Linked DNA regions of Homo sapiens: all the other regions are linked to region 2. The links are chromatin contacts, found by Hi-C or POLR2A ChIA-PET in ENCODE. All regions are on one chromosome and are shown on one strand. The core of a region is the stretch at or near the end of the contact, and the rest is flanking DNA. Distances in the headings are between cores, read along the strand shown. Region 1 holds the start of HYLS1 (HYLS1 centriolar and ciliogenesis associated). Region 2 holds the start of NCAPD3 (non-SMC condensin II complex subunit D3). Region 3 holds the start of CHEK1 (checkpoint kinase 1). Region 4 overlaps LOC124902787 (a long non-coding RNA gene).

The links. A loop is a pair of places that touch in the nucleus more often than their neighbours do. ChIA-PET counts read pairs that join two places held with the same protein, here RNA polymerase II (POLR2A). Pooled maps may share reads with other maps.
Region 1: a loop to region 2 is called in a pooled map, with 7 times the contacts of the local background. The contact joins the promoter of HYLS1 here to the promoter of NCAPD3 in region 2. A Hi-C loop is called at or near these places in 3 of 50 pooled maps.
Region 3: a loop to region 2 is called in a pooled map, with 4 times the contacts of the local background. The contact joins the promoter of CHEK1 here to the promoter of NCAPD3 in region 2. A Hi-C loop is called at or near these places in 3 of 50 pooled maps.
Region 4: a pooled map shows a loop between it and region 2 (2.7-fold over the local background). The contact joins the enhancer-like site here to the promoter of NCAPD3 in region 2. A Hi-C loop is called at or near these places in 1 of 37 single-sample maps with no recorded cell type and 1 of 50 pooled maps. POLR2A ChIA-PET finds 5 or more read pairs at or near these places in 2 of 52 experiments (activated CD4-positive, alpha-beta T cell and activated naive CD4-positive, alpha-beta T cell).

What each region holds. Positions count from the first base shown.
Region 1 is chr11:125,883,122-125,889,370 of GRCh38, forward strand. HYLS1 (HYLS1 centriolar and ciliogenesis associated) reads left to right here and starts at 4,547. Exons shown (of 3, transcript NM_001134793.2): 1 at 4,547-4,644. RefSeq lists an enhancer at 4,255-4,304 and silencers at 4,445-4,494, 4,585-4,634, 4,735-5,124.
Region 2 is chr11:134,219,894-134,226,310 of GRCh38, forward strand. It overlaps NCAPD3 (non-SMC condensin II complex subunit D3), which reads right to left and starts at 4,074. Exons shown (of 35, transcript NM_015261.3): 1 at 3,970-4,074; 2 at 679-833. The coding sequence starts at 4,033. It overlaps VPS26B (VPS26 retromer complex component B), which reads left to right and starts at 4,778. Exons shown (of 6, transcript NM_052875.5): 1 at 4,778-5,452. The coding sequence starts at 5,230. RefSeq lists enhancers at 4,515-4,564, 5,355-5,414, 5,515-5,664 and a silencer at 4,685-5,154.
Region 3 is chr11:125,621,762-125,627,515 of GRCh38, forward strand. It overlaps CHEK1 (checkpoint kinase 1), which reads left to right and starts at 3,402. Exons shown (of 13, transcript NM_001114122.3): 1 at 3,402-4,251; 2 at 4,988-5,072. The coding sequence starts at 5,008. LOC118567325 (a long non-coding RNA gene) reads right to left here and starts at 4,133. Exons shown (of 1, transcript NR_170378.1): 1 at 3,376-4,133. It overlaps STT3A (STT3 oligosaccharyltransferase complex catalytic subunit A), which reads left to right. Exons shown (of 18, transcript NM_152713.5): 18 at 1-1,330. RefSeq lists enhancers at 3,568-4,077, 4,894-5,437, 4,998-5,047.
Region 4 is chr11:128,315,754-128,322,105 of GRCh38, forward strand. The region is part of intron 1 of LOC124902787 (a long non-coding RNA gene); the gene reads right to left. Among named protein-coding and RNA genes, the nearest start is that of LINC02098, 110 kb to the left of the region's middle. Within about 2 kb of position 3,303, at least 4 of the 41 ENCODE cell types and tissues checked have a DNase peak (open chromatin) inside an H3K27ac peak, as active enhancers do.

The DNA of each region.
Region 1 (6,249 bases), core at 3,297-5,796, 8.3 Mb before region 2:
TCCAAAGTGCTGGGATTACAGGCGTGAGCCAATGCGCCCCGCCTTTTTATCAAATACTTTTAAGAAGTAAAAAAGAATGAGGGCTGAGCAAGACGATTGGAGCTGACTACCAAGATCACTGGTGACCTTTGAAAGTACAGTTTGAATATACTGATGAGGGTAGAATCCAGAATGCAGGGACTTAAGGAGCAACTGAGCAAACAAAATAGGGAAGAGAGAATGGACAAAAAGGCTGACAGAAGGGAGCAGCAGTCTCAAGGGAAAGCTGGTTATTTTCATTTTGTTATTCTTTATGCCATTATTGTTCTGCCTCCAATACTGAGAAGACTTAAACAGAGAAGAATTGAAAATATTAGCGACAGGATGTAATTAGTCAGACAAGGGAGGACTATAGTTGAAAAGTTTGTCTGAAAATGTCAACAAAGAGGTGAGGTAAGCAAAGATATCATAAAGGAGTGGTTAACTTGGCCGGGCGTGGTGGCTCACGCCTGTAATCCTCACATTTTGGGAGGGAGGCCAAGGCGGGCAGATCACCTGAGGTTAGGAGTTCAAGATCAGCCTGGCCAACATGGCGAAACCCTGTCTCTATTAAAAATACCAAAATTAGCTGGGCATGGTGGCACGCGCCTGTAATACCAGCTACTCAGGAGGCTGAGGCAGGAGAGTCACTTGAACCCGGGAGGCGGAGGCTGCAGTGAGTCGAGATCGTGCCACTGCACTCCAGCCTGGGCGACAAGAGCGAGACTCTGTCTCAAAAAAAAAAGAGTGGTTAACAAGCATGATGATACAACCAGTTGAAAGCAATATTTGAGTTCATAAAGAAGTTGATGAGTTGATAAACCAACAACACCTAATTGGGGAAAGCATAAGGAAGAGAGCTGTGTTGCAATCAAAAGGTAAGGAAGCCATATTCAACTACACTGCTTAGATGTAATCAGCAAAATCCAGATTGTGGGAGATTGTACAGGGCCAATAACCTGGTTCCTTCAACAAATAAATTGCAAGGAAAAAAATGAGGGAGAAATTTAAAGAATAAAAGAAACTTAAAGAACATATGGATTTGACATATCATGTGGATTTGACTGGATCCTGACCCAGTTAAGCAAACTTTAAAAAAAGAAAGACAAGTAGAAAATTGAACTCTGGATATCTGATGATAGTAAGAAAATATATTAACTACTTTAGGTGTGATAATAGTATTATGTTGGCCGGGCGCGGTGGCGGGTGCCTGTAGTCCCAGCACTTTGGGAGGCCGAGGTGGGCGGGTCACAAGGTCAGGAGATCGAGACCATCCTGGCTAACATGGTGAAACCCTGTCTCTACTAAAAATACAAAAAATTAGCCGGGTGCGGTGGCGGGTGCCTGTAGTCCCAGCTACTCCGGAGGCTGAGGCAGGAGAATAGCATGAACCCGGGAGGTGGAGCTTGCAGTGAGCTGAGATAGCGCCACTGCAGTCCGGCCTGGGTGAAAGAGTGAGACTCCGTCTCAAAAACAAACAAACAAACAAAAATAGTATTATGTTATGCTTTTAAAAGGTCCTTTAATTTTTCAGAGATCATACTGAAATATTTAGATTTCAGATACTCAGTATTTGCTTCAAAATAATACAAGACAAGGTATGTGGTGATATAGAAGCAACAAGACTGGTCATAAGTTAATCATTGCTGAATCTGGTATTGAGTTCACTGGGCTTCATTATGTATGGTTTTTTAACATTTGTTTGAAATTTTCCATAACAAATTTTTAAGATGAGATTTGGTTTGCAGAGTAGGATTTTTCTCTATATACTGTATTTTAAGTGGTCATGGTTAAAGTTTCTTGTTTAAGGTTTGACCGGGGTTCAGTAGATTTCTGGGAACCACAAGCATTATTAAATCAGATCTAAGAAAAATTGGAGGACTAAGCAATCCACAAAAAAACCAGGGTTGGGTAGAACACAAGATACCACTTGCAATATGAAATATTCAGGAGTAGATCCTTCAAGCTGCTATGTATTAAACGTTTTCAAAGATCAAAATTTAATAAAAAGGATAACAGAAACTAATTGGGGCTGCACACAGTGGCTCACGCTGGAAATCCCAGCACTTTGGGAGGTGGAGGCTGGCGGATCGCTTGAGGTCAGAGTTCAAGACTAGCCTGGCCAATATGATGAAACCCTGTCTCTACTAAAAATACAAAAATTAGCTGGGTGTGGTGGCACACGCCTGTAGTCCCAGCTACTCAGGAGACTGAGGCATGAAAATCATTTGAACCTGGGAGGTGGAGGTTGCAGTGAGCCAAGATCGTGCCACTGCACCCCAGCCTGGGCTACAGAGAGAGACTCTGTCTCAAAAAAAATTAAAAAAAAAAGAAAAAGAAACGAACTGGGGGATCCATAAGGAGAATGCTGATGTTCAAAGCTGGAAGAAAAATGATTCCATCTACTCTTTGGTTTCTAAGACAGATTGGAGATTCAAAGCCAAAGAAAAAGTCATGCTGGCATAAGATAAAACCTGAGCATATTAAATTTGCTCCTATGGAAAGAAAAGAATATATGCACTAAAACAAAGGTCCCCAACCCCCAGGCCACGGACAGGCACCTAGGAACCAGGCCGCAAGGCAGGGGGTAAGCCGTAGGAGCTTCATCTGTTTCTACAGCCACTCCCCATCTGGCATTACTGCCTGAGCTCTGCCTTCCGTCGCATGAACAGGGGTGTTAGAGTCTCACAAGAGCGTGAACCCTATTGTGAACTGCGCAAGCCAGGGATCTAGGTTGCATGCTCCTTATGAGAATCTAATGCCTGATGATCTGTCACTGTCTCCCATCACCCCCAGATGGGACCATCTAGTTGCAGAAAAACAAGCTCAGGGCTCCCACTGATTCTACATTACAGTGAGTTGCATAATTATTTCATTATATGTTACAATATAATAATAGAAATAAAGTGCACAATAAATGTAATGCGCTTGAATCATCCCAAAACCATACCCCCTCTCTGAGCCATGGAAAAATTGTCTTCCATGAAACCTGTCTCTAGTGCCAAAAAGGTTGGGACCGCTGCACTAAAGGAGTGTTATGATATTGCAGATGTAGGGGCAGTCACTCAAATCTCCACAACCTACTTCTGTCATCTTCCCTCCTTTGTTCTTTCCATTTTCTTCCTCCCACAAATTCAAAGTGCCTTAGAGGTAGCACAAAGGCCCTGAGGCAAAGAGGGAGAGTAAGAGATAATACGAAGTGTTTGGAGGAAAAGGATTAAACATTTCTCCCCTCCCACTGAATCCTGGATTTAAGAAATGGTGTAAGATGAACTTGACAACTAGCACCTATTTGTTTAAGGTGGAAAATGCAATGCTCAGGACTCAAGACCAGTTGAGATAGGTTTGCTTGGTATTGACTAGGATATTGAACCCTGAGGGCCTCTCCTCTTGCTTTTACAGATCTCATCCTCAGCAATCCCCAAGCACTAGATTTTTTTTTTTTTTTTTTTTTTTTTTTTTACAGGTACAGATGCAAAAAGAGTTAAAACATCGGGTTTAAAAAAAAAATTAGTGGCTGGGCACAGAGGCTCACAACTGTAATCCCAGAGCTTTGGGAGGCCGAGGGGGTAGAATCACCTGACTAACATGGTGAAACCCCATCTCTACTAAAAATACAAAATTAGCCGGGCATGGTGGTGCTCGCCCGTAATCCCAGCTGCTCGGGAGGCTGAGGCAGGAGAATCGCTTGAACCTGGGAGGCAGAGGTTACAGAGAGCTGAGATCGCGCCACTACTCTCCAGCCTGGGCAACTGGGCAACAAGAGGGAAACTCCGTCTCAAAAAAAAAAAAAAAAAAAAGTTGAGAGTAACACCATGTGAAGGAGACAGGCACATTCCAAAAGAAAACAAGTGCATGTCGGAGCAAGGCAGTCGGTGGCTGGAGCACAGTTAGAGTAACGTGGGAGGAGCTGTGGAGACGCAGCCACGGGTCACGCCAGGGCCCTGCACACCATGCAGAGGAAAGGAAGAGCTCAGTGCGCCAGGGTTTCATACAGCCGCTCTCTCAGGCCCCAAGGAAACGTCTAGAGCGCACAGGCGGACTCACCCCAGACTGTTCGAACCGTCCCTGAGCGCCCGCCCTCGTCTCCCGGCACCACTGGCCCCGCAGCAGCCAGTTGAGAAGGGCGGAGGCTGATTCCAATGAAGTGGCAGACCGTTAGGCGGCCTCTCCAAAAAGCCAGCTATGTCGCCGTTAGCCAAGGTTTGAGGGTCTTCTCCTTCTCTTCGAGGGCCCAACCTCCCCTCCAGATTTAGTACACCAGAGGCGTCGCAGCAACGGCTGCTGCCTGCGCGCCTCAGCTAGGCGGGCTCGGATATTTTTAAGGCCACATTGGAAATCCCGGGCATGCTCCCGCCGGCGGAGAAGGCCCAGACAAAATGTGCGCCAATCAGGATACAGACTTGGAGGACGTTTACCCTCAGGACCAATAAGAGGGAGGGCGGACCGGGCCAAGGGTGCCGGTTCGCTCTCCGGATTTAAACCTCAGCGGTCGGCGGTTAACCGCAGGCTCGGCGCGTGGGCCGGCAGTGCGCCTGCGCAAGTTACGCGAAAGCTAACAGAATCTGCGGTGCTCTGCTGGCGACTGGCAGGACGCGGTGCAGAGAGCGGACTTCCGCGACGCGGGTAAGCCGGGCGAAGGCCGGAAGCGGAGGGACGCGGGGACCTGGTGGCTGCCGGCCCACTGCGGCGGGAGCCCTCGCTCCTTTTCCCACCGTCGGGACGGTGCAGAGTGGCAGCTTCCCTCCGTGGATTCCAGGTCCTGCCTGGCGAGCCGTCCCCAACGTCTGCGTTCCTGAGGGAGGCGGCCGGGGCAGCGTGAGCTACAGGCGATGTGCGCGGCGGGCCGCAGCCCCTGGAGGTCACGGTGTGCGCTGGCCGCCGCCGCGGTCTTTGCCCCGGTGGCCTTTCTGAGCTCCTGGGCCGCGCCCCTGGGACCAGGCGGAGGCCGGGGACGGCCCCAGGGCTGGAGGGGAGTCCCGAAGGCCGCTAGCGACCTGGGTCCAAGCCACGCCCACGGCCAGGCGGGGCGACTGCGAGCTTTGCCGTTGAAAGGCGGAGCGTGTCTTGTCGCCTTCTAGCTGCACCTTTTGTGGACTGCAGCATGGAACCGTCCAAGGTGTTTGTCCACCCCGAAATGGAAATAAATCTTTTTTATTCTAAACAGTATACAATCTCACTAAGCAGGCAAAGAAAAACATTAAGATATCTTTTTAGATTGGTAAGATTTTTCAGTACCCCATGCTGCTGAGAGAGTGAAGAAATGAAAGCAAGCACCTTTATGGCCTGTGTGCTGGGGATAATCTGTTTTTCTAGAGGGCAGTTTGGCATTATAAATCAGAATTCAGGCCGGGCGCGGTGGCTCACGCCTGTTACCCCAGCACTTTGGGAGGCCGAGGTGGGCGGATCACGTGAGGTCAGGAGTTCGAGACCAGCCCGACCAATACGGTGAAACCCCGTCTCTACTAAAAATACAAAAATTGGCCGGGCTTGGTGGCGGGCGCCTGTAGTCCCAGCTCCTCGGGAGGCCGAGACAGGAGAATCTCTTGAACCCGGGAGGGAGAGGTTGCAGTGAGCCGAGATCGCGCCACTGCACTCCAGCCTGGGCGACCGAGCAAGACTCTTGTCTCAAAAAAAAAAAAAAAAAAGAGAAAAGAAAAACATAAATCAGAATTCAAGTAGTACCATAACTTCTAAGTCATAATCCAATTCCAGGAGTTTATTCCAAGGACATAAATCGGACAAGAATGCAAACATAGTATGTACATGTTTTTAGCAATCCGAGCAACATTTAGTACGTGTAAAGAAGAAAGAAAATACTCGAAATTTCATCAGTCACAGATAACCATCAAACACTGTTCACATTTAGGTTTACTTCAGATATATTCATAATATATACCTTATATTTATGTGATTTCCTTATAAAATGTGTTTTAAATAATTGCATGTTACAAATATAATAAAGTATGTTAATTTAAAAGAACGTCAGTTAAGCAGATTATACATTATTGAGTCAGTAATAAATTGGGAACACATTTCTCTGTCAGTGTCGATACGCATTACCATTTTTAATGGATGCGTGGCGTTTGTTGCTATGGCTGTATTGTATCATATATTATTTAACCAGTCCCCTACTAATGTACATTTGTTTCCAGTCTCTTCATAATCATAAAATGGTATGGTAGTGGTCACTTGTATGTATACATGTTTGCATTCTTGTCCAATTTATGT
Region 2 (6,417 bases), core at 2,824-5,323:
TCAAGCAATTATCTGCCCCAGCCTCTCGAGTAGCTGGGATTACAGAAGCCCGCCACCACAACCGGCTAATTTTTGTATTTTTAGTAGAGATGGGGTTTCACCATCTTGGTCAGGCTGGTCTTGAACTCCTGACTTCGTGATCCACCCACCTCGGCCTCCCAAAGTACTGGGATTACAGGCATGAGCCACCATGCCTGGTCGCAGATTTTCTTAAAGTTAAGGTTAAGGCATGTCTGAATTGTTATTTGCATTTTCCTTGGTCTAGTTTTCTTGTTTTTGCCTTTATATTTTTCCTTTTTTTTTTTCCTTCTGAGATGGGGTTTTGCCATGTTGCCCAGGCTAGTCTCAAACTCCTGAGCTCAAGCAACTGGCCAGCCTCAGCCTCTCAAAGTGCTGGGATTACAGACGTAAGACACCACACCCGGCCTTATACTTTTCCTTTAATTTGCTATTGTAAAAAACAGTCGTGTCTTAAAAAAAAAAAATCAGACAAGTACCTTGAAGCTTTTGGAGGAAAGCTCTTAGGATATTCCAATAAATTAACCACATTCTTTATGTTACTCATATTGTACTCCCTGTGAACTGTACACCAAGAAAGCTAAGCTTCAGATTATAATAATGACTTTCATCTTCTACTTCTAACACCAAACTTTGGCTAGTTTGTTTTTATATTTTTACCTCCATAGATCCATGTTCTCCAGTAGCAAAGGGTAAAAGGCTTTCATAGAGTTTTGTGAATGCAGCCAATCCAGTCTCTATGATCTCTGCTTCTATGCTGGGATCCAAAGGCTCAGTCTCTGTGAAATCCAGTTCCCACACTGTGTCAACCCATTCTAGGGGAAAATGCAATGAAATGTGTAAGTACTCTGTAACAAGTAAAAAAACTAGTCACCTTTAGATTCCAGGTGTGTTCAAGAGGAGAAAAGTTTACTAGTCACGATTCACATTTAACTTGTTTTAATAACATAGGTGTAGCATAATAAAAGAAAACCAGAAAAGGTTAAGAGAATCTTAAATCACAACTGACACTGACTATTAAGCTAATCATCTTCTAAAAATATAAAGGAGGAAATACTTTTCAGATACAAGAGTTTTGGGAAAGGACACTTCAAAACATTCAGTGATCAGGCTTTCCCACATGTTCAATCTAGAGAAGAAACAGAGGTTAATCAGATTGCCCACGAGGTTCCTTTGTGAAAATATCATAACCAAGTTAATAAGTGGAAATAAAATATAGAGCACTTTATTGGGCCCTTGGACAATCATGTAGCATTTAAAAAACATATATAATTTCTCCAGGAAGTTTAAAATAGAAGAGGCAACCCAGATTCAGACTCCCAGGAATACTTGGTGACTTTAAAACACACTGATTGAAAGAATGTACATTGAGAGGAGGGGTATTAAGACAGCACGCTGGCTGGATTCCACCAATCTCTCTTAACTCTAAATCTTCCCATTCTTTTCTTTTTCTTTTTTTTTTGGATAAACTTTTTTTTTTAACTTAAAGTTTTTGGGTACATGTGCACAACATGCAGGTTTGTTACATAGGTATACACGTACCATGGTGGTTTGCTGTACCCATCAACCCGTCATCTACATTAGGTATTTCTCCTAATGGTATCCCTCCCCTATCCCTCCATCCCCCCTTCCCATTCTTTTCTAATACACTATATTTCTTCAGTGTTGTCATTGTCACTTTCCCAAACTAAAATTAGGACTAGATGGAAATGTGGACATCTCAAATTATTAATCAGGTGTTCCTTCAAATTAATATTAAAAGTATTTGTTCACCACTGATTTAGAGAAGTTGGGCAAGGTATAAATAAGGAAAAAACAGAGATGGGAGCATTACACTGCACTCGGCAAATGAAAATGAAAGGCCTTACACTCAACTAGTTCCATCCTTAGAATACAATCTGGTCATCATCTTTTGTCACTTGAACTTGACCCTGAAGGAGGGGGTCTCTGTACCCTAAGTGGCTATGCACAGCATTCCTTCCAAAGACATGGAATATGCTGCCTGAAAGAAGATCTGAAAAATACAATTGTTTCTTTCCAAATTTCCAGTAATGTTTTAAAGGTCATTATAGACCACAGCAAAAGTTATCTCACTCCTTCTTTTGGTTTTGCTTATGACAGTTCCCTACTGTAAATACCATCAAATCTAATTTGGATGGCAGTAACTGGCCCTGTTATCTACCATTTGGTCACAGAAGTCTTCAGTGTTGATTGTTGAGTGAGAGTATAGGAGACACTGAGTTAGTCTTTTTCCCTCAGTATCTTTACACTATTCAAATCTCTCACTACCTATTTTCTCAGCTGTCGAATGCAGGTAACTTCTGCTCTGCTACTTCACTTAGGATGGAAGAAGAGGAAGAAATACATCACCTATTCACTCAACAAACACTTTGAGAAAATACTAGGGAAGCCACTTATACTTCTAGGGATATAAAGATGAATACTAGAGGGTTCTTGTCCACAAAGATCTCAACATTTCACACTTAGGATACCAAAAAAAGCAGCCTATGATAGAAGAGAGGCCACTGAATTTTGAGTCAGAACGAGGCAAATATCCTGACTTGATCACTTACACATAATTAGTCTCTCCTTCATCATTGGAAATACAGGATTTTTGTGAAACATAATGTGTATAAAGGCCCTAACAATGTGCTAGCCACATAAAAAACAGTCAATAGATGGTATTTATTATTTTTGCTATGGATGAGTGTTAAAATAATAGATATGTAAAATGTAAAATGCTACAGAGCTTAATAGGGAATAGTACTGGGGGAGGAGGGAGAGGAATAAGATGATTCTTCAATTGGACCTGAATGTAAGAGTTTTGCCAGGCAAATAAATGCAGAAAAGTGCCTCCCAGCAAGCACAGTGTAACAAAGCACACAAAGGGAAAGAAATTAAAGTGTTTCTAAATGAACAAAATTGTTACAGTGTTTGCTTGTGGGTATTAGTATCTGTTCAGCAGTTATTATGTGGCAAGTACAAATTTATCTTTACAAAAACCCCTGTGAGGTAGATATTGTACTCCCCATTTGACAGATCAGAAAACAGGGGTTTAGCAAGGATAAACAACCTGCACGGTAATACATGGATGCTATGGGGTAGAGCCAAGGGAACAATCCAAGTGTGTCCGACTCCAAAGGTTATGCTCTTGGAAAATCAAACTGGAGAGAATGGCAGCTCTTATAAAGCATGCCAAGGATGTGGTCATTTATTTAGGAAACAAAGGGGAAACATTAAAGGTGTACAGGCTTGACACATTCAAAGCTGTGTTTTCAAAAGTCGTTCTGCAAAAGTGTGGGGGATGGGCTGGCACAGTTAACATCAGAAAGCAGCTAAAATACTCCTGCAATTGCTCGAGGCTATGATGAAGGCAGCAGCATCAGGAATGGAGCGGGGCTGCCCTGAGACACCTCAGAGGCAGGACAGTGGTAGTGGGCATGAAAGGGGAAGCAGAAATGCCATGACTCCTGGGTTGGTGGCTTGGATGGTGCCATTAGCAGGCTTTGGGAATCCCATTTTCACTCATGTGACGTTTGATGATGTCTGCATGTGAGACATCCAGTGGAACCTATGAACATGAAGTTCAAGAAATAAGTCTGGCGGAAGAAAGAGATTTGCAATTTAAAACCATCTTAATAGGTAAGAATAGATAGGTGCACGAAGACACGCACAGGAAGAAGGGGAAGGCCGAGAAAACAGATGCACAGGCGCTAGAAGAGACTGGCCAACATTCGCTTATTCTAAGGGTGGCCTGGCCGGCTTGAGCCCCCACGGGAAACCTGGCTAGCCGCAATCCTGGCGTGGCACGGCCCTGGGGACCCCAGGCACCGCCGACAGCCGGGCGCCCCCACCCCGCCCCCACCGGCACCCCGGCCCGGGCTTAGGCATCGTCGGGGACGCATAGGACCCTCGCCCTGGCCCCCGGGCCTCCCGGCTGCATCTGCTCACCGAGTCTAAGATCCAGCGGACACCAGGGCTGCAGGCCGCTACCAAGGCCCCGCAACGCCACCATGATCCCAGGGCACCGGCTCGCCGCCGCCGTGCTCAACTTTCAAAGCTCGCTCCCGCGCGCGCGCCGAGTCGTTCCTGTGGACCAATCACAACGTACAGAATTTCCCACTGGCCAACCACCGCGCCGAGCCGTTTCCATTCGCTCAACCAATCACCGGCGTCGTCCGCCGCACGCTCAGAGAACTGGGCGGGCCGAAAAGTGGAAGCCAAACAAGGCTCCTGCGGGTGTTCCGCTAATTCGTTCGAGAAGGAGCCAGGGCCTGAGTTAAACCCTAACAGCGTTTTTCCCGCCTCGTTTTTCTTCAATGGGGGAAAATCTAAAGGGTATCTGAGATAGGGTACTTCCGGTAGTAACTGTCACCTTTGCCCTCGTCAGGCGACATTTCGCGTGCGTGTCAAAGGGCTGCCTTTCCCGTCAGCACTCGAACAGCGTAATATCCGAATGTGAAAGGCAGCCCAACGTGTATCGAGCTAAAGTAATAAGGGAAAAGTAGCCGAAAGCACTCCGAGAAGACAAGACAACTGCAGTTCTGTAGGGACTGCGCGGCACGCGTGGGCCCAGAGCCTGTCCCAGCGAGGTAGCAGCTGCCATGCCGACCGCTGGAGCGCCGGCCGCGCTCTCCCTGCGCATGCGCAGCGAGCTCTCCTCCGGGCTGCCGGGAGTCCCAGGAGCGTTAGGGGGTGCGCCTGCGCGCCGCTGCTCCAGCGCATCCGGGCTGGAGCTCGCCCGCCCCCTCCCCCGCCCGGAGCCGCCGAAGCGCCTCGGTGCGTTGCACCGCCGGAGGCTGGGCAGCTCGCAGCGCTGCTCGGCGCTGGACCCCACCCGGCAGGCGCAGGCCACCCACACCCGGCTCTGTGCGGCTGCCCCCCGCAGCATTGCACGGCCGACCCTCGCCCGCCCACTGCCACCGGCCGCGGGACTGGCTGGGACTGGCTCGGCCGAGGGCACTGCTCCTCGGTGCATTGCTGCTCGGGCGCCGCAGCCCGCAGCCGCCAGCCTCCCCCGGCCGTGCCCCTCCCCCGTGGAGCCGGCTGTCCGTCGGCGCCCACTGCCCGGCGGCAGCGGCGGAGCCAGGCAGCCCCGCGGCGGCCGAGCGCGCTCGCGCATCGGGCCCTCTGGCCTTCTTTACCTAGGGCAGCCCGCGCCCCGGTGCGAGGGAGCGGTCCTTACCGAGACCCGCCCGGCCCGGCGGTGCGATGAGCTTCTTCGGCTTCGGGCAGAGCGTGGAGGTGGAAATCCTTCTGAACGATGCAGAGAGTAGGAAGCGGGCCGAGCACAAGACGGAGGACGGGAAGAAGGAGAAATATTTCCTCTTCTACGACGGGGAGACGGTCTCCGGGAAGGTGAGCCTTGCCCTCAAGAACCCCAACAAGCGGCTGGAGCACCAGGGCATCAAGATCGAGTTCATCGGGCAGATCGGTGAGTCGACCCCCGGGACCCCCTCCCCCAGCGCCGACAGCCGGCCGGGGAGCAGGGTGATTCAGGGCCCAGCTCCTCCGGCGAGGCCTGTCACAGTCGCTTGTCAACTGCAGTCTGAGGCCTGGGGTTCAGCTACAAGTCCCGCCCGTGGGCGACTCCCCCTGCGTTACTGTCCTCCCTGCCAAAAGTGACAGCGCGCTGCCAGGGAGATGGGGACGGCGAGGGCGGGAGGAAGCGCCCTGCTGTGCCTCGTGGGATGGGCACCTTGCCTATGGGTTCTCCCCATTGTCTCCGGCATGCACTCGGCTTTGCTTCTTGTCCCCAGGATTTCTGGGTGAGGTGCTCTGGCCATAGCCTGCAGGTGGGTTTGTTAGGGGGAGACCGCTCTGCCAATACTGGCTTTCCCATCGCCCGGCCATCTGCAACTGCCAGACGCAAAGTGAGGCTCGTCCACCGAGCCCCACTTCCCAGAGCCCGCACCAACCCGTTTTTCTCTTTAGATGTGGTGTGAGAGAGCTAACCAGTTCTCTCTTACCTCACCTCAGCCCTGAACTACCTATGCTTGTACATGTTTCCAGAAAGAAGACCCATAATCTTCAGTCTAAATCTGACTACCTAGGCTGCGTTTCTTAGACTTCTTTATTAGAATGCAAGTTTTCAGTTACCACATTTTCTGTTTAAAGACAAAGAAATGGTGTTTCTAAAAACCACAATTAAGTGATCAGAGTTTCTCAATGCTTTAAACATGATTATTAATCATTGGAACTAGACAGCGCCAGGCACAGTGGCTGATGCCTACAATCCCAGCACTTTGAGAGGCTGAAGTGGGAGGATTGCTTGAGGCCAGGAGTTGGAGACCAGCCTGGGCAATATAGCAAGACCTGCCTCTACCCCCAAAAATTTTTTTGTAATTAGCTGGTCGTGGTGGTGCTTGCCGGTAGTCCTAGCTCCTCGGGGGGCTAAGA
Region 3 (5,754 bases), core at 2,152-4,651, 8.6 Mb before region 2:
AAGCATTGCCAGTAACAGGTCCCTAGAGAGCAGTGCCAGCCTGCCTGCAAGAAAAGAGGAGAAACTTCTTAAAAAGTTTTAAGCCTGGGCAACATAAGGAGATTGTTTCTATGAAAAATAAAAATTAGCCAGGTATGGTGGTGTACACCTGTAGTCCCAGCTACTCGGGAAGATGAGATTGGAGGATCACTTGGGCCTGGGAGGTTGAGGCTACAGTGAACTGTGATTGTGCCACTGTACTCCAGTCTGGGCGACAGTGAAATCTTGTCTAAACAAAAACAATTTAACTGGGAAGCACAGTGGTCCTTGAGGACATTTAATATCAGGACAAAGAGCCTATGAATATATCACTGATGTATATAAACCCTAAGGCGTTAATAAAAGCTAACTGTTTAGTGTTATCCATTTAAGGGAACAGGAGGAATTGCATAACTTTTAGATTAGTCATAGTGGTGCTCCTAAGGGATATGCTGTTGTATATTTGTATAGCCAGGGCACTTAGCCTTCCAAACCAATTTATATACCATGTTCTTCAACTGTGGGTGAGATTTAGCCTCAAGATTTGATTTACTATATGTAAGTACATTACTTGATTTCTATAAAGAATCTTTAGTGGAAGAGGTTATTCTGAATTATTTATCAATATGATTAATACCAGTTAGAAATTATTAATGATCTTCCTTTATACTATACATAGGATAACTTTTAACTTGTCGCTACAGTTGTTGCTCTGAGGATCTTAATTTTGTTACTTTCTAGGCTACATGAAGCTATCTTTTTAAAAAGTGTACTCTTCATTTTCACTGTTATTGTGTACTTAGCATAAAAAACTCAAATCTAGGCCAGGTGCAGTGGCTCATGCCTGTAATCCCAGCACTTTGGGAGGCTGAAGCATGCGGATCACTTGAGCCCAGGAGTTCAAGACCAGCCTGGGCAACATGGCTAATGAACACTAAGCATAGTTTTGATGTCTTTCATATTAAAGACTTTCTCAAATTCTTGCTAGTCTGCTCCTCTTTAAGAGTGGGACCCTAGGCAGGGCGCAGTGGATCATGCCTGTAATCCCAGCACTTTGGGAGGCCGAGGCAGGCAGATCACTTGAGGCCAGGAGTTTGAGACCGGCCTGGCAACGTGGGAAAACTCTGTCTCTACTAAAAATACAAAAATTAGCTGGGTGTGGGGTACACACCCTGTAATCTCAGCTACTGGGGAGGCTGAGGCATGAGAATTGCCCAGGAGGTGGAGGTTGCAGTGAGCAGACATCATGCCACTGCACTCCAACCTGGGAGACAGAGCAAGACTGTCTCAAAAAAAAAAAAAAAAAAAAAAAAGAGTGGGACCCAAAAAAGCTGATTGAAAGGTCTGTTTGTAGGGGGTGTAGATGGGGATTAATAATGTGGGTTTCAATCTACTGTGATCTGGCTGGGCTGTTACATTGGGAAATCCATGATACTGATTTTTAGATTTTTATCTTTTGCATAGGTAAGATTCCCTTGAGAAGGCTTGCATATTCTCTTACTCAAGGATGTAAGCCAGGCAGTCAGCTTTCTGGGAGTAGAGTAGGGAAAGAAGTTGTAACAGGCTCAACCTTCAGTGGATAAAACTTAAACTTAATCCCTCCGTTTTCAGTAAGGTGCCCAAGCTTTTAACTGTGCCTAATGGTCTCCAGTTCACATACTGTGCATTTACCCTCTTAAATCTCGTACCAGCTTTGGGGAGGGACAGTTCCTTGGTTACATAGAAAGGGAAGGGATACGGGGATCTATTTGTTTTTTATGTAGCCTTTAAACCTACCCCTTTTAGCCCCATTTTTACCTCCACCTTCAGTTACCTGGTGTCACCAGTTCAACTTGAGCTTTTTCAGAGTTCTGTGATGTTAATTCTGCTTTCCATTGCTAGCTTTGGGATTCATCTTCATTACCTTTCATCTAAAGGCTTTCTGCTTTCCAAAATGTGTCTCATACTCTGTTCTTATGGGTTCTTTTAAATATTGGTATCCTTTACTATTAAAATATTTTAGTGGGCTTTCAGAAGAGAATAGAGGCTATTTCTATGTATTCTGTCTTTAACTGGTATTCTGCTGGAGTCTGTATATCTTTTTTTTTTTTTTTTTCAGGCTAAAAAGACTCCATCAGACACACAGGAAATTTGCAGGTCTTCCTCTTCGTATTCTTTGTTTTCAGCACACAGTGAGGAAACAAGAGAAAATGGGATAAATGATATAAAAACTTGCTTTTATTTTTATACCAGGCCCTGTGGCTCGCTTCTGTAATCCCAGTGACTTGGGATGCTGAGGTAGGAGGATCACTTGAGCTCAGGAGTTCCAGGCTGCAGTGAGCTAAGACTGCCCAATTGCACTCCAGCCTGGGTGACAGAGCAACACACCCTGTCTCCAAAAACAACAAACTGTAAAAAGATTACATGAAGCCTAATCTGTGATGTCATGATTCAAAACTATACACATAAGCATTTTAAGAGTTTTTTCCTTGATTTTTGTTCCTGACTTTGCTTCTTTAAAAGAAATGTGTGTTTTTGTTGTTGGTTGTTTGTTTTTGAGACGGAGTCTTGCTCTGTTGCCCAGGCTGGAGTGCAGTGGCACAATCTCTGCTCACTGCAGCCTCTGCCTCCTGGGTAGCTGGGATTACAGGCACTCGCCATCGTGCCCGGCTAATTTTTGTATTTTTAGTAGAGACGGGGGTTTCACCATGTTGGCCAGGCTGGTCTTGAACTGCTGACCTCAGGTGATCCATACGCCTCAGCTTCCCAAAGTGTTGGGATTACACGTGTGAGCCACCAGGCCCCGGCCTTGAGTAACATTTTATACTTGTTTCACTTTACTATTATCATAATAGCCAGTTATGCTTAGTGTTTGTATGTGGCCCAGTCTTAAGGACTAAGAAAATATATATGTATATATATAAAATATATACATATAAAAAAATATGTTTTTTTCCTACGGAATCATGCTGTTGCCCAGGCTGGAGTGCAGTAGTGCTCACTAACCTCTAACTCCTGGACTCAAACGATTGTTCTGCTTAGGCCTCCCAAGTAGCTAGGGCTACAGGGACACACCACCAAGCCCGACTAATTCCTAAATTTTTTTATTTGTAGAGATGGGGTCTCCCTATGTTCCCCAGGCTGGTCCTGAACTCCTGGCCTCAAGCCATTCTCCTGCCTCGCCTTCCCAAAGTGCTGGAATTACAGGCAGGAGCCACTGCGCCCGGCCAGTGCTGGAGAATGTAATGGAGATGATCCTGCCTATCCCTGAGTTCCAGTCTAGTTTACTGTCAGAGAATACTTATTTCCATTTTTCCTATTTTGTTCTTGAGTCTCTTTCCTCAGAATTTACTTTTCCACTTAAATGACGTACGCAGCTTTTAAATTTGCGTTGTAAGATTTATTTTGGCTCTCCCCGCCTGTTCTTTGCACATTAAAAATGAAAAAGTTTGTAGAACTAAGCTAAGCAGATGGTCTTCCTGCAAAAAGACCGGGCTGAAGTAAAGCATTGTTTTGGAGCTGGTTCACAGAAAAAAGGCAAAACTGGTTATCCTGACTTCAAGCTCCAACATAAACTGCTCGCTTTCTCCGGGAAACTTGCCCCGCCACACACACTTGACTGCGTGGCCAGTTCTTTCGAAGCCTCTCGCTCCCAACACGGAGTTCCTCCCATTTCTTCACAGTCGGCTCTCAGCAGCTGCTGCTGGTTTCTCGGCTCCAGCACCACGAGTACCGCACTCTGAGGTTTACAAAGCACTCTGCTTCACCGACTGTGATCCTCACAGTCCTGTCCGGTGGCCTCACGCAGGTGGCGGTGCAGCCTTTCAGGCCCAGAGCGGCCAGGAGCGAAGCCCGCAGCCCCGCCTGGAAGCGCAGCGCGGTCGGTCGCGCGCCCCTGAGGCTTGGAGGCCTGGGCTTCCCCCAGCAGCGCTCGAGCACCGCCCAGTCGAGCCTCACACCGGATGCCACTTCATATTTGGGCCCAGAGCTCAATTCGCGCCGATGCGGTCCGCCGTCCTTAAATCTCTTCAGCCAGGATCTCTCCCCGACTGCAAAGCAGCCCTGGGCGGGAGCGGCAACATCTCCACGTCACCCTTTTGGAGCCGCCGACATTCAGAGGGGCAGGACACGGGAACGCGCGCTGTCTTGCTTTACGGCGCGGGTGCGCGAGTTTGCGGCAGCGTGACGCCCTCAAGTTTTGGCGGGAAAAGCGCTGCATTTGGATTCCTGCAGTGGTGGGCAAAGGACAGTCCGGTGAGGAAGGGCGGCCGGTAGAGTAGGGAAGGTTTCTAAAGAAGGAGTTCGGGGTCTAGATTAGTGAGGGAGGGCATGGTGGGAGAAAGTTAGCATTGACTAGCGCAGGGGATTGGAGAGACTCCTGCGGAGGGGCGGTTTCGGAGGGTGGAGGAATGGTACCAGGAGGTTCCCGTTGTGGGGGCGGGGGCAGGAGGGACTAACCCGCTGCTAGCTAAGAACCCCAAGGAAGAGTCCCAGCCCTTCCTTTCGCCTCTGGGGGCAGTTTGGCCCCGCCCCGGCCTTTGGGACGGGTGGGGCTGTGGATGGGGATGGGAATTGGAATTGAGCAATTGGGAGGAGGCGCTGCCGCAGGCGTTTTCTGCCCCATACCGCTCCCTATATCCTCTTCCTCTCTTCCCCAGACCCCCACCTCTCCCTCCTCCTTCCCCAGTCGTTCGCCGGAAAGCATTTGTCTCCCACCTCTTCATAACAACAATTAATTTCCTCTGGGGCCTGAGGAGGGCAGAATTTCAACCTTCGGTGTGCTTGGGAGTGGCGATTGTGATTTACACGACAAAATGGTCAGGTTTAGAATAGTTGTTCGTGGTTGAAAGACTTGGATAAATGTGGATGAGATAGAAGGGGAAGGCAAGAGCTGTTAATTTTCGTGGGCAATCCTGGGGAGAGGCGGGGCTCAGTGGCTTCACTGGTGATCTTACACTCTACATCTTTTCTGGATTCCTGCCTTTTACAGCCGAGGTGCTCGGTGGAGTCATGGCAGTGCCCTTTGTGGAAGACTGGGACTTGGTGCAAACCCTGGGAGAAGGTGCCTATGGAGAGTGAGTTCTTTTAAGCTTGCCTTCGTTTTCTGAGTGCATATTCATTGTTTTGGAGTCTCACACTCTGGTGATTTAGAAAGTAGATGTTTGAGATCCAAGGGTTTTGGCAACTGAAGTTACACAGCCTTTTGCTAGGATTAAAAATTTTTTCCTTCCCTTTAAAAAAAAAAGTTTTCTTTGTAGAGAGCTGGAAGGGACACGAAGTTATTGTTTCCATGCCCACAAATTGCTTCTCAGGGTTTAAGCATTGCGGTTAATGAGCAAATGAGCAGACTCTGGAGATTGCCTGCCTGGTTTCAGATCCTTGCTCTATCACATACTGGTCATTGTTTTGTGATCTTAGGCAAGCTTCTTAATGTCATTGTGTACCTCTCCTTCACTACCTTTAGGGTGGCAATAATCGCATCTACCCCATAGGAGCTTAGGACAGTCAGTTACACAAGCACATATAGTATGGGATTAATGCTCTTAAAAGTATATGAGTAGAACATGTATATATGTGATGTGGCTTAGAATTATCTCAATCTATTTTATGAAGCGTTTATTAAATGACTTGTGTGACAGCATAATGACGTCTTTGGAGGGTTAGCTATTGTATTTCACATTTTAGAAAAGAGTAGTGTGTGTTGAGAACATAGCAGAAACCACTTCCTTGGTTTCTCCTTTGTGGAAAAAGTAATAG
Region 4 (6,352 bases), core at 2,053-4,552, 5.9 Mb before region 2:
CTTCATTGTCCATATCACTATCAACATTTTGGTCAAAACCATTCAACAAGTCTCTAGGATGTTCCAAACTTTCCCACATCTTTCTGTCTTCTTCTGAGCCCTCCAAACTGTTCCAACCTCTGCCCATTACCCAGTTCCAAAATTGCTTCCACATTATTGGGTATCTTTATAGCAGTGCCCCACTCCCAGTACCAATTTTCTGTATTAGTACGTTCTCACACTGCTATAAATAACTAGCTGAGACTGGGTAATTTATGAAGAAAAGAGGTTTAGTTGACTCACAGTTCTGCAAGCTGTACAGGAAGCAGGAAGTTCCTGGGAGGCCTCAGGAAACTTACAATCATGGTGGAAGGCTGAAGGGAATCAAGCACCTTCTTCACATGATGTCAGAAGAGAGAGAGCAAATGGGGAAGTGCCACACACTTTTAAACCATTATGTCTCATGAGAACTCACTCACTATTATGAAAATAACAAGGGGGAAATTCGCCCCCATGATCCAATTGCTTTCCACTAGACTTCTTCCAATTCAACATGAGATTTGGGTGAGGACACGAATCCAAACAGTATCAAATCATTATTCTGATTTTCTCAAGTTTAACTGAATTCTCAAATGATACTGACAGATTTATCTTAAAGTTTATATTCTTTTCATGTCTCAAAGTTATATTTCTCTTGAAACAAATGAATATAGGTTCTTTAGAGATGGTATCTGCATTTTATAGTCTGTACTAAAAAGCTTATTTTCTGATGGGCCACTCATCTAAAATGAGTGTGTTAAATCATAAAAGGAAACAGCTGGTCAAATTCACCAGTAAGCATAGCATAAATGAGTGTCCATGTAACTAGTGAATGGTGATATACTCAACACATTTGATAAATATTTTCTACATTGGTCAGTGGAATATTAAGATGATAATATGTTGAACCTATCTTCAAAGAGTCTGTAGTTTTATGAGGAAGATGACACATAAGCAGTTTATTTCAACATCATGTGGTAATTTTCTGATAAACAGCAAAACTGGGTGCAATAGGTGAACAAAAAAAGGAACGAGGCCCAACTGGTTAGTGTGTGTGTGTGTTTGCAGATGCATCATGTAGTGAGGTGATGGAAGAGATAGGGAGGAACAAATGTTATATCTCCAATTAAGAATCAATATTATTGATTATTGAATAGTTAGACTTTTCTTGTTTATCATCATCTTGATATGCTACATTAGTTTGAAAGTGACCACTTCCTTCTTATCGGGACTTTCACTATAACTGTCCAGAGTCTTCTTGTGTTAATAAGGAGTAATGAGATCAAGTAGATAAGACAGCTGTGATGACATTTTCTGCATTTCTTTACTTTCTAAGAAATGCTCTGCCATCAGAGAAGGAAAGACAACTTCTTCCTTGCTACTAATGGCACGTTTCTACTCAGTTATCCTGGCCAGGTCTGTACGATCTTGCTCAAGCCCCTTCCTGAGCATTCCATCAAACCCAAGGAAGCTTCCTGAGAAAGTCTCAATCCTGCCTGTAGGATTGCCCTGGGACTTGTCTTTGGAAGAGATGGAAGAGCTTATGTTTAGGTGAAAGAAGAGACCAGCCTTCTCAAATGTCAAAATATCCAAAGTGGCTAATATGCAGGTCTGGTATCAAAAGCTTATGGAAATTCCTTCAATTGAGAAGCAGTTTATGGATCCTGCTGGAGACTCGAAAGTCAAATTAGGGTATTTCAACTGCAGTCATAATCATAATGCTTATTCATAGATAAATGAATTTGCGTTCAAGGAAAAGAAGTTCAAGGTATTCTAAATTTAGTGATTTCTATCTAACTAGACTATCAGAAAGCAACAGGCCTACTCCCCTTCTCCCGATGCAAAATGTCTCATACCCAATATTTGATACAGTAAAAATAAAAACATACAAAATTATTCTACATGTATAATTAAACCATTTTTAAAGAGATAGTTTATTGTGTGTCATTATGTGGTTCAATGACTCTTTGCAGTACATAACTAATCCAAAAATTTATTTACAACTTAGAATCTAAAAAAAAATGATAGGCTTATATCTGGTTAAAAAACAATAGCCCATCATGTTTCTCTAATTTTCTTGCCTGCCAAGAAGCTCAGGAAGTGGTACTGCTCAAGCAAGTAGCTCAGTGTTTCCCAAAGGGTGCTCCACAGAGTTCTACTGCACGATGATTTTAAAAACATTTGTTTAATGACATAAATGTGAGAAAATAAATGTACAATTCCATCAGTATATTAACAATTCTAAGAGATCTAATAATAAATGTTTATATTTATGTATTTGTTTATTTTTATTTCAATAGCTTTTGGGGAACAGATGGTTTTTACATGGATAGATTCTTTATTGTTGATTTCTGAGATTTTGGCGCCCCTGTCACCTGAGCAGTGTACACTGTACCCAATGTTAGACTTTTATTCCTCACCCCCTTCCCACCCTTCTCCCTGAGTCCCCAAAGTCCATTATATTATTCTTATGCCTTTGTGTCCTCATAACTTAGCTCCCACTTATAAGTAAGAGTATACAATGTTTGTTTTTTCATTCTTGTATTACTTCACTTAGAATAATGATCTCCAACTCCATCTAGATTGCTGTGGATGCCATTATGTTGTTCCTTTTTATGGCTGAGTAGTATTCCATGGTATACACACACACACACACACACATATGTATTACATTTTCTGTATCCACTCATTTGTTGGTGGGCTGGTTCCATATTTTTGCAATTGCAAATTGTGCTGCTATAAACACAAATGTGCAAGTGTCTTTTTCACATAATGACTTCTTTTCTTCTGGGTAGATACCCAGCAGTGGGATTGCTGGATCAAATGGTAATTCTTCCTTTAGTTCTTTAAGAAATCTTCATACTGTTCGAATTTGTTTTATCCAATCTTTCCTAAACTTATCCGACTGTAGAATTCTGCCTTTGCATAATATCTGCTATTTCAAAGCTCACAAAGTTGGGAAAGGCTGACCTAGGCCGTTGACTGATTTATTTCCCTCTTCCTTCTAAAGGTCCATTTTGTTTTTCTCTACTTCCATGCCTATCTTCCATATATGGATTATAAGGCACAGATAATAAACTGTGAGTGGGGGCAAGTCTGTATGTATATGTAGTAAACACACCACAAAAGGTGTACGTTCTGCTCTGCTTCTTCCCCCGCTCCCCCCTTTAGCTATTGAGCTCAAGCTTGTTCCTGGCAGGACCTGCACATAGCAATATAGCCTTCTAGGGAAAACCCAAAGCCCTTCAGGAAGTGGTATGCGATGATGTACTATAGTAGCTGGTATGTTTCCTTCTGAGTCAGGGCTACCACAAGGGGGTCCCCAGGATTTGACACCTCTCTGAAAAGATGCCAAGATGCTGGTGCCGAGGTCATGACTGCCTCTCCCTTTGTTAAGGGCCCTCTAGGGCTTTTCCCAAGTCACTGAGATTAATAGAATCCAAACCAGATTTCAGCCCAGGCCCTCCCCTCTCTTTGAATTACCGTTGCTTCCTTATTTTTTTCTCTTCTTTTTTTTTTTTTTTTCATTGAGACAGAGTCTCGCTCTGTCACCCAGGCTAGAGTGCAGTGGTGTCATCTCGGCTCACTGCAATCTCCACCTCTCGGGTTCAAGCAATTCTCCTGCCTCAGCCTCTTGAGTAGCTGGGATTACAGGTGTGTGCCACCATGCCTGGCTAATTTTTGTATTTTTAGTAGAGATGGGGTTTCACCATGTTGGTCAGGCTAGTCTCGAACTCCTGACCTCGTGATCCGCCTGCCTTGGCCTCCCAAAGTGCTGGGATCACAGACGTGAGCCACCGTGCCCTGCCTGCTTCCTTGTTTTAATGCTTCCTTGGAGTATCTTCAGTCTCCCGTTTATGGTTTCACATCCTTCTACCATGAAAGGCACACTTCAGTGCTGCATCCAAAGCAGCGTCATAAAGATGTTCCCATGGGTTCATTTCGCATTTGCTCCCAAATCTTCCACATGAGAAGACTAACTTAAAAGGGTTCCTGAAACATACCATATGCCTGGAGCAGTATTAATAATGCCGTTTCACATGTTTAGAGATCTTTAACTCTTCTTCCCTGTGCTGGTCAGTGCACGTCTTCAGAGGCTCAGTTCTATAGGGCTCTGTCAGGCTGATTCTTACAGAAAAATACTCCCATGCTCCTTATATAAGGAATTAACACTACTGTGAAAGAATCCTAGAACCATTGCCATTTAGTTGAAATCTTGCTTCTTTTATGCAAATTAATAATAATATAATTATTAAGAGAGTTCAGAAGTGCTAGCCAGTTTCTCTTTTGTCAGCAGCTGTCTGGAAAGCTTTTACCTAGAGAACAACTTTACATTCTAGAGCTTCTTTTCTCTAGAAGACTCCAGATAATTCTCAAACCATTCTCTTTGAAAGATGGAGAAAACTAGGCCCAGTGGAAGGCAGTGAATCTCCACTGGCTGCTTTCGAACCTGTTCCAGATTCAGTGTACAGAACCTCAGTCCTAGGTCAACTTTCCAACATATGGCACTGCTTCCTGGACACAATCTGTCATTTAAAAAATAATGTTTATAAAACATTGATCTGTGAACCAGAATCTCCTGGAGTGCTTATTTTAAGATTAAATTTTAGTGGAAAAATTGGTGAAATCTGAATAAAGTCTGTAAATAGTAAGTGAATAGTATGCGAAAATTAAGTGAATAGTAATGTTCCACAATTGTGTATGAAATTAACGTTGCGCTTTTGGGTATTTAACCAAGTGAATTGAAAGCAGGGACTTGAACAGATATTTGCAAACCCAGGTTCATAGCTGCATTGTTCACAATAGTCAATAGGTAGAAACAATACACATATCCATCAACACACAAATGAAGAAAGAAAACGTGGTATATACATGCAATTGAATATTATTGAGACTTACAAAGGAATGAAATTCTGACACATGCTGCAATATAAATGAACCTTGAAGACACTACGTTAAGTGAGACAAGCCAGATACAAAAGGGCAAATATTGCATGATTTCATCTATATGAGGTACCTAACAGAGTCAAATCCATAGAGACAGAAAGTAGAATGATGGCTGCCAAGACAGAACGGAGTGTTATCATTCAATGGCTACATAGTTTCCATTTGGGAAGATAAAAGATGGATGATGGTGATGGTTGCCCAGCAATGTGAATGAATATTCTTAATGCCATTGAACTGTACACTTAAAATAATTAAAATAGTAAATGTTATATTATGTATATTTTACCACAATTTTTTAAATTAAAATTAGGGGAAATGGAATGGAGGTGAAGGGTATACTAAATTCACAATACTGTCTGTGTGACTTTCTTTGTAGCTCTAAAATGATTTCCCAAAATAGTTGATTTTTTTTAAGCCACTAATGGAGGACTAGACGTTCACCATAAACAACAACAAGAAAAATATATTTCTGGCCTCCACACTAAACTGTATCAGAATCTCTGGAGTTGGGAGGTGGGCAAGGCACTTTATTTTTAATAAGTTTTAAAATTTAAGAACCACCTTTTCTTCAAGTTATTTCTAATAATTATGTTCTTTCTTCCTACCTCTTTCATCAATAATGGAATGAAATCTGTGTGTGAATTTCCAGGCCACCAATTTTGTAGGTGGATGTTGCTTCATGACTGTGCTCTGGTTAGGCTTCGGGGCTCAGCGAGGACCACTGGGAGTGTATGTAACCCCAGAACTAATGGTGTCGTCAGGCCCCCACCCCTTCCCCAGATCCTCTCTCTGTGGCTCCCACTTTCTTTTCACTTCCACTTCTCTACCTTAGAAAAAAGGCTCCATTCCTGAGAAACTTAGTAACCATGAGTTGATTAGGTCATGCCCAAGCTCATTTCCCTCTCCTTCCTCACCCTCTTTGAATGACCCCTTTCAAAAAGGGTCAGGGTCAGATTTGTAATGGAATACAAGAACAACAAGCAAGAAAATGTGACAAGAGCATTGAGCTTTAAAACCTTATTGTGTCGATGCTACACTCAATAAAAAGGAAAAAACAGTGGTCATGGGCATGTCAGGCTGGGGACTTGGAGGCTAGAAGTGAGTCCTGTTTCCTCCATGAAAGCCACAGCACTTTACTTCTCAGTGACTCAGTTTCCCACTTGTAAAATGGGAGAGGTGGAAGAGAAAGACTCTAAGGGTTTCCCCATCTTTGAAAGAGTGTGATTGAAAAAAATAAGACCATCCTGACCTGAAGTGGCCACTATCCTTAGGAGCAAACTTGCACAATTAGCAGCTCAACGCTCAACATTTCTTTTCTTATCTCTTTTTTTTTTTTCTTTTTTTCTTTGAGACAGGGTTTCACTCTCATCACCCAGACTGGAGTGCA